Regions from separate parts of the Homo sapiens genome. Here region 2 is linked to region 1. A link is a loop called in an ENCODE intact Hi-C map of the cell type or tissue named here. Cell type or tissue: psoas muscle. All regions are shown on one strand. Each heading gives the region's core, and the rest is flanking DNA. Links, peaks and the distances in the headings are about the cores only.

The links. Hi-C counts contacts between places; a loop is a spot of excess contacts. Peaks named below come from ENCODE experiments on the same cell type or tissue, not always from the same donor. Only the 100,000 strongest peaks of a DNase experiment are listed, where the experiment ranks them.
Region 2: it touches region 1 in a loop (2.4-fold over the local background); 5 of 110 quality-filtered maps call a loop at or near these places.

What each region holds. Positions count from the first base shown.
Region 1 is chr16:82,631,020-82,633,831 of GRCh38, forward strand. All of the region lies in intron 1 of CDH13 (cadherin 13), which reads left to right. Among named protein-coding and RNA genes, the nearest start is that of CDH13, 5.5 kb to the left of the region's middle. In psoas muscle, for the core only: a CTCF peak has its summit at 1,107 (motif pointing left); DNase peaks (open chromatin) are centred at 1,142 and 1,502; H3K27ac peaks cover 2,500 bases.
Region 2 is chr16:82,776,146-82,778,957 of GRCh38, forward strand. The region is part of intron 1 of CDH13 (cadherin 13); the gene reads left to right. All of the region lies in intron 1 of LOC101928446 (a long non-coding RNA gene), which reads left to right. Among named protein-coding and RNA genes, the nearest start is that of MIR8058, 89 kb to the left of the region's middle. In psoas muscle, for the core only: no CTCF peak of the experiment used is centred there; no DNase peak of the experiment used is centred there.

The sequences.
Region 1 (2,812 bases), core at 8-2,507:
CCCCCAAATGAGAAATCCTGCCATTTTTCACTGTATTTATTTCTGTGTCTCTCTCTTTCTTGCTTTCCTTCTTTTGCTCTCTTGCTTTCTCGCTAGCTTTCTTCTTGCTTTCTTTCTTTTCCCCTATTGTAGTTGGTTCTGTTCTAATTCATTCTTTGACTCTGTATCCCCTCTGAGTATTGGAGCAGGGAAAATTTCAAAGATGTTTGTAGACGGTGCAATACGCAATGTGAGGAAGTTCTGAAATTTCCTGGCATTTGACTTTGGTTGGACTTGATTTCATTCTTTAGGTAGCCAAAAGGCAGGAACAGTTCTGCCTGTGGAAGGAGATAACCTTCCCCCTTACATAACCACCCAGAAGGGTGACTCCTGAGCTAGGTCCACTCACTTTCCATCACTCATTGAAAAGGAGAAGGAAATATCCCCCTGTCATCCAATTACAATAATCAGCTGGACAGAATCAAACCAAGTGACCAGTGGTTTTGGCATTGTTTCTATTTAGCTGTCAGCCAGGTACCCATGCACCTGTGAGAATCTGACCCTCCTGAAGGATGCTGCCAATATAATTCCCCACAGCCCGCTTCTTCTGCAGCCACCTGGGATCCCAGGCCTGGCTCCTCAGGTATGAACAGGCTGCACAGACAATGAATGGCTGGGCTGTAGGATCTCTTGCTCCTGCAGTAGGCACTCAGCAGTGGCCTTATTCTAGAGTTAGGGTGGAAAGTCATCTTTCTCTGCTGAGAGAGGCAGCTTGGGGGAAGGCAGGAGAGGAGAAGAAAGGACATTTCTAACTTGAAGTGCTGACTGAGCCAGGGTCTGTGGAGGTGAATGTGTCACCCTCTGGCTTAGCAAGTTGAACCTCGAGACATCTGCTTGGTGGTAATGGAACTCATCTATCCCAAACCTGCAACTCTGGCTTCTGGGCAGAGGTTGCCAAGTAGCAGCCACAGGCTAAATTTAGCCATGGATGCAGTTTGTTTGGCTCAAATGTTTTGCAAATTGTACATTAATAAAAAAGAAATCCAGGTTTCTAGCATTTCTGAAAAAGTCAGGTCAGGCAACCCTAGATCCACACTTCAACATGGCCGTACTTGACAGGGCTGAGTCACTACTGCCCTCTTTAGGCAGGACGTGCCTCCGTAGCTTGCCATAATCGTCACCACTCTCTACTACCCAGCCTTCTGTGCTCACTAATTTTGCCTGCTTGCCCCTAGGGCTTTTTGAGTTTGGGACCTCTGCTTTCACAAATGTTGAGGTTTGATCAAATTGATGCAGTTTATTTCTCAGTGATGGACTATTTGGAAAGGGAGGGACTGGCCTTTTCTCCTTCCCTGTGATTGAATTCCATTGATGTGTGCTTTGGAACAGCATGACCAAGGGGACTGCAGCCCCTCCCTGAGCACATTACTGGCAGTACTTTTGGACAGGCACCCAGAGAGACATAGCACCCAGATCATTGCTTCAGGTGTAAGAGTCATGCAGAGAAGTGACACGCTGCAGCTCTGAGTCAGTACGAGCCCTGGCACACCAGTGTGTTGGTACAAAATGTCATCACGCACCAGCAGCCAAGGGACTCTGAAACCCTGGGATCATATAGAGGCCTGCATACCCTCTCTGTCAGCAGTCCTCAACCATTTTGGTACCAGGGACCGGTTTCGTGGAAGACAATTTTTCCACGGACTAGAATTGGGGGGATGGTTTTGGGATGATTCAAGCACATTACATTTATTATGCATTTAATTTCTGTATTGTTACATTGTAATATATAATGAAATAATTCTACAACTCACTATAATTTAGAATTACTGGGAGCCCTGAGCTTGTTTTTCTGCCACTAGATGGTCCCATCTGGGGGTGATGGGAGACACTGACAGATCATCAGGCATTAGACTCTCATAAGGAGAAGGCGACCTAGATCCCATGCACGCACACAGTTCACACAGGATTCCAACTCCTATGAAAATCCAGTGCCACGGCTGATCTGACAGGAGGCAGAGCCCAGGCGGTAATGCGAGTGCTGGGGGGCCATTATAAATACAGATGAAGCTTTTGCTTGCTCACGGGCCACTCACCTCCTGCTGTGTGGCCTGATTTCTAACAGGCCATGGACTGGTACTGGCCTGTGGCCTGGAGGTTGGGAACCCCTGCTCTACGTAGTGTTCTACCAAGAGCATGGCTGTCCTTGGAGAACAGTGACAGCTGAGCATCATCATTCCATGAGTGTTGCTCCCTCACGGTATAGACATAACCAGAACGTCACAATAACTTACTCTACTTAGACTTGCCAAGGCCTCCGGGAACACTGCTCTAATATTCAGCACCTTTGTAACTTCAGGATAAAGCTGAATCTGCAGCTCTGTCACCTACTTTTTTTCTTTGAGACGGAGTCTTGCTTTGTCACCCAAGCCGGAGTGCGGTGGCGCGATGTCGGCTCACTGCAACCTCCACCTCCAGGGTTTAAGCAATTCTGTGCCTCAGCCTCCCAAGTAGCTGGGATTACAGGTGCCCGCCACCAGGCCTGGCTAACTTTTTTATTTTTAGTAGAGACGGGGTTTCACTGTCTTGGCCAGGCTGGTCTTGAACTCCTGACCTCGTGATCCACCTGCCTCGGCCTCCCCAAGTGCTGGGATAAACAGACGTGAGCCACTGCGCCTGGCCAAGTACCCTTATCCATAGGACACTGTCACATCCTAGCACCGTCCTGGAGCTTGTGTGATGTTTTTATATCTGTTTTAACAGTTAACACCCACGGCCGTTCTACATACAGTGTTAATGCTACAATTAATGCTCTCTGGCTCTGTAAATACTAGAC
Region 2 (2,812 bases), core at 142-2,641, 150 kb after region 1:
GTTGCAGTGAGCCGTGATTGTGCCACTGCATTCCAGCTTGGGTAACAGAGCAAGACTGTTGAAGAAAGGAAGGAAGGGATGAAGGAAGGAAGGAAGGGATTAAGGGAGGGAGGGAGGGAGGAGAGGGAAGAAAAAGAAGGAAGGAAGGAAAGAAGGAGAGAAAAGAGAAAAGAAAAGAAAAGGCACTATCTATGCCATATGCTTTTGTGAGACTATCAAGGCCTGCATGCAAAAAAACCCAGTGCAGAGTTGGTGGTCAATTAGCTGGAGTGCTTTATTATTTTTAATAATCAGCCATGCTTAGTGGGAGTCTCTGAATCTGTAGTTATGACTGTAGTAAATGGGACACAAAGGGAGCAGCTGGACATACCGGCAAGTATTATAATGTGCAGACAACCTGCAAATATGAACCTTCTTTTCAAATAAGAATCTCAGTGCTGTCACTATTTGTTTTAGGAAGTGCTGGTTTTAACTGAATGAGGAAGTTAAACGCATGTTCTGTTTTTTGTTTTCATTGCGCCCACATGGGTTGACTGTGGGTTCGGTTTTCTCTCCAGATTGAACACTTAGTACTTAATGGGGGAACCACCTTGGAAAAGCAGAACTGATTTGAGGTGGCTTCATCCCTCTCTTCTCCCACCAGAAAGAGATGGGAGCTTCCACTTCAACCTGGGGTGAAGACAGAGAACAAGGTGTCCCAGCATTTTGCACAGAACCAAAGCCCTGGAAATTCTGGTGGAAGCTAGACATTCAGAGTCATCAAGCTAACAGTCACTTCCTGCTATGTGCCAGATACTATGCTTTTCACAGACATCTCATTTACATTTCCCAGAACATCAGGTTGGAGTGCAGTGACGTGATGCAATCATAGTTTCCTGCAGCCTTGAACTTCTGAGTTCAAATGATCCTTCTGCCTCAGCCTCCCAGGTAGCTAGGACTACAGACATACACTACCACACCTGGCTGAGTTTGTTTGTTTGTTTGTGTGTTTGTTTGTTTATTTTGTAGCAATAGCATTTCACTGTGTTACCCAGAGTGGTCTCCAACTCCTGGCCTCAAGCAATCCTCTCGCCTCCACTTTCCAAAGTGCTAGGATTACAGGCACGAGCCACTGTGCCCAAAAGTTAAGATTCTTGTAGCTGCTTTATAGAAGATGAACTGAGGATCAAGAAGGTGAGACTTGATGTGAGTCAGATAGTGAATATGCTATAGAAAACTAAACCCAGTTCCTTTGGGGACTTGGAATTTGGCATCAATATTGTCACCGGGCTTTAATTTTGCTTAACTCCACACTGTGGTCTTTGTGAATGGTGCCTCCAAGAGTTGTGCCCCTGGGTGGGCCTGAGCTGAAACATCAGGTAGATGCAATAGGCCTTGTCTTTTGTGACAGTTCTGTACCATCGTCTATAATATATCTGTATTAGTAATCTATGGTTATACAACAAATCACCCCAAAACTTAGCAGCTTAAAACCATATTTATTATTCCACAATTTCTGTGCAGCAAGAATATGGGTGCAGCTTAGCTGGGTCTTTGGGCCATAATCAAGGCTAAAATCAAGGTGTCAACTGAGGCAGCAGTCATCCTAAGACTTGACTGGGCATGGGTTGGCTCCTGAGCTCATTCATGGGATTGCTGGCAGGATTCTGCTTTTTCAGGCTGCTGGACTGAGGGCTTTGCTTCCTTGCTGGCTATTGGATGGAAGAACCCTTTAATTCCTTGCCTTTTGGACAGCTCCAGAGGGAAGCTCACAACAGGACAACTTGATTCGTCAGAGAAAATAGGTGAGAAGAGCCAGAAAGCCAGAGGGCCAAGAAAACAGAAGCCACAGTTTTTGATAACAGTCATAGAAGAGATGCCCTGACACTTTTGTTGCCTTCTATGCTTTAGAAGCGAGTCAGTAAGTCCACCCCACCCTCAGTGGAGGGGATTACACAAGGACATGCATATGAGGAGGCAGGGTTCACTGGGAGCCAGCCACTGCCTACTACAAGAACCGTGATTATTTTAACGCAAAATGATGGGTCAAATTCCTTTTATTGGGTAGAATTGTCCCTCCAGAAAAATCTCTTTTGTCTTGAATATTCATGCATGCTCTGGTACCTCTCTTTCTGTGATAAGGACGTTCCAGTTTGAAAAACCTGAGTTTATTAGTCAAATTGTGCTGGTGTAGAAATATTCCCTCTCTTTCAAATAACTTTGCATCCACCTGCTTTGACTCATGATGTTGAATCTAATTTTATTACAGAGTTTTGGATGGTGGGGGCATTTCCACGTTGCTGCTATGTACTTTCTATACAAATAAGTGTTGACCTTTGAAGTAGTCTCCCTGGAATAGAAGGTTTTAAACTCATTGATGATGCAAACTTTGCTTAAGACCTTGTTGTAGCTTCTCTTTGGGAATGGCCTTTGGAATCACGACCAGAAAAAAAAAAAAAAAAAAAAAAAGGTCTGCTTTATCTATTCTCACTACACAGCATTTATTAGATATGGCTGCCAGGGAGATATCTCCTTCCTCACTGATTGTTATTCTATGCATTTTCTTCCTAAAACTAGTAGATTTGAACTCATACCTATCTAGAGCCCTCATTATGAACAACAGCTTTAAAGCACGCAAGGCACTAGGAACCCCTATTTAATCATTTACAGAAAAAACATGGCAAAGACCACCACCTCCTTCCTTAATTCCATGGTGGATTTAAAATGCTTAGATTAGCTGAGTCTTAGGAACTGAAGTATCCTTGGTGTTTCATTTGTGATAATTTTAAATACAAGTGTTGGTCTGAAGAAAGGAAATGATCAGGAATTAGCC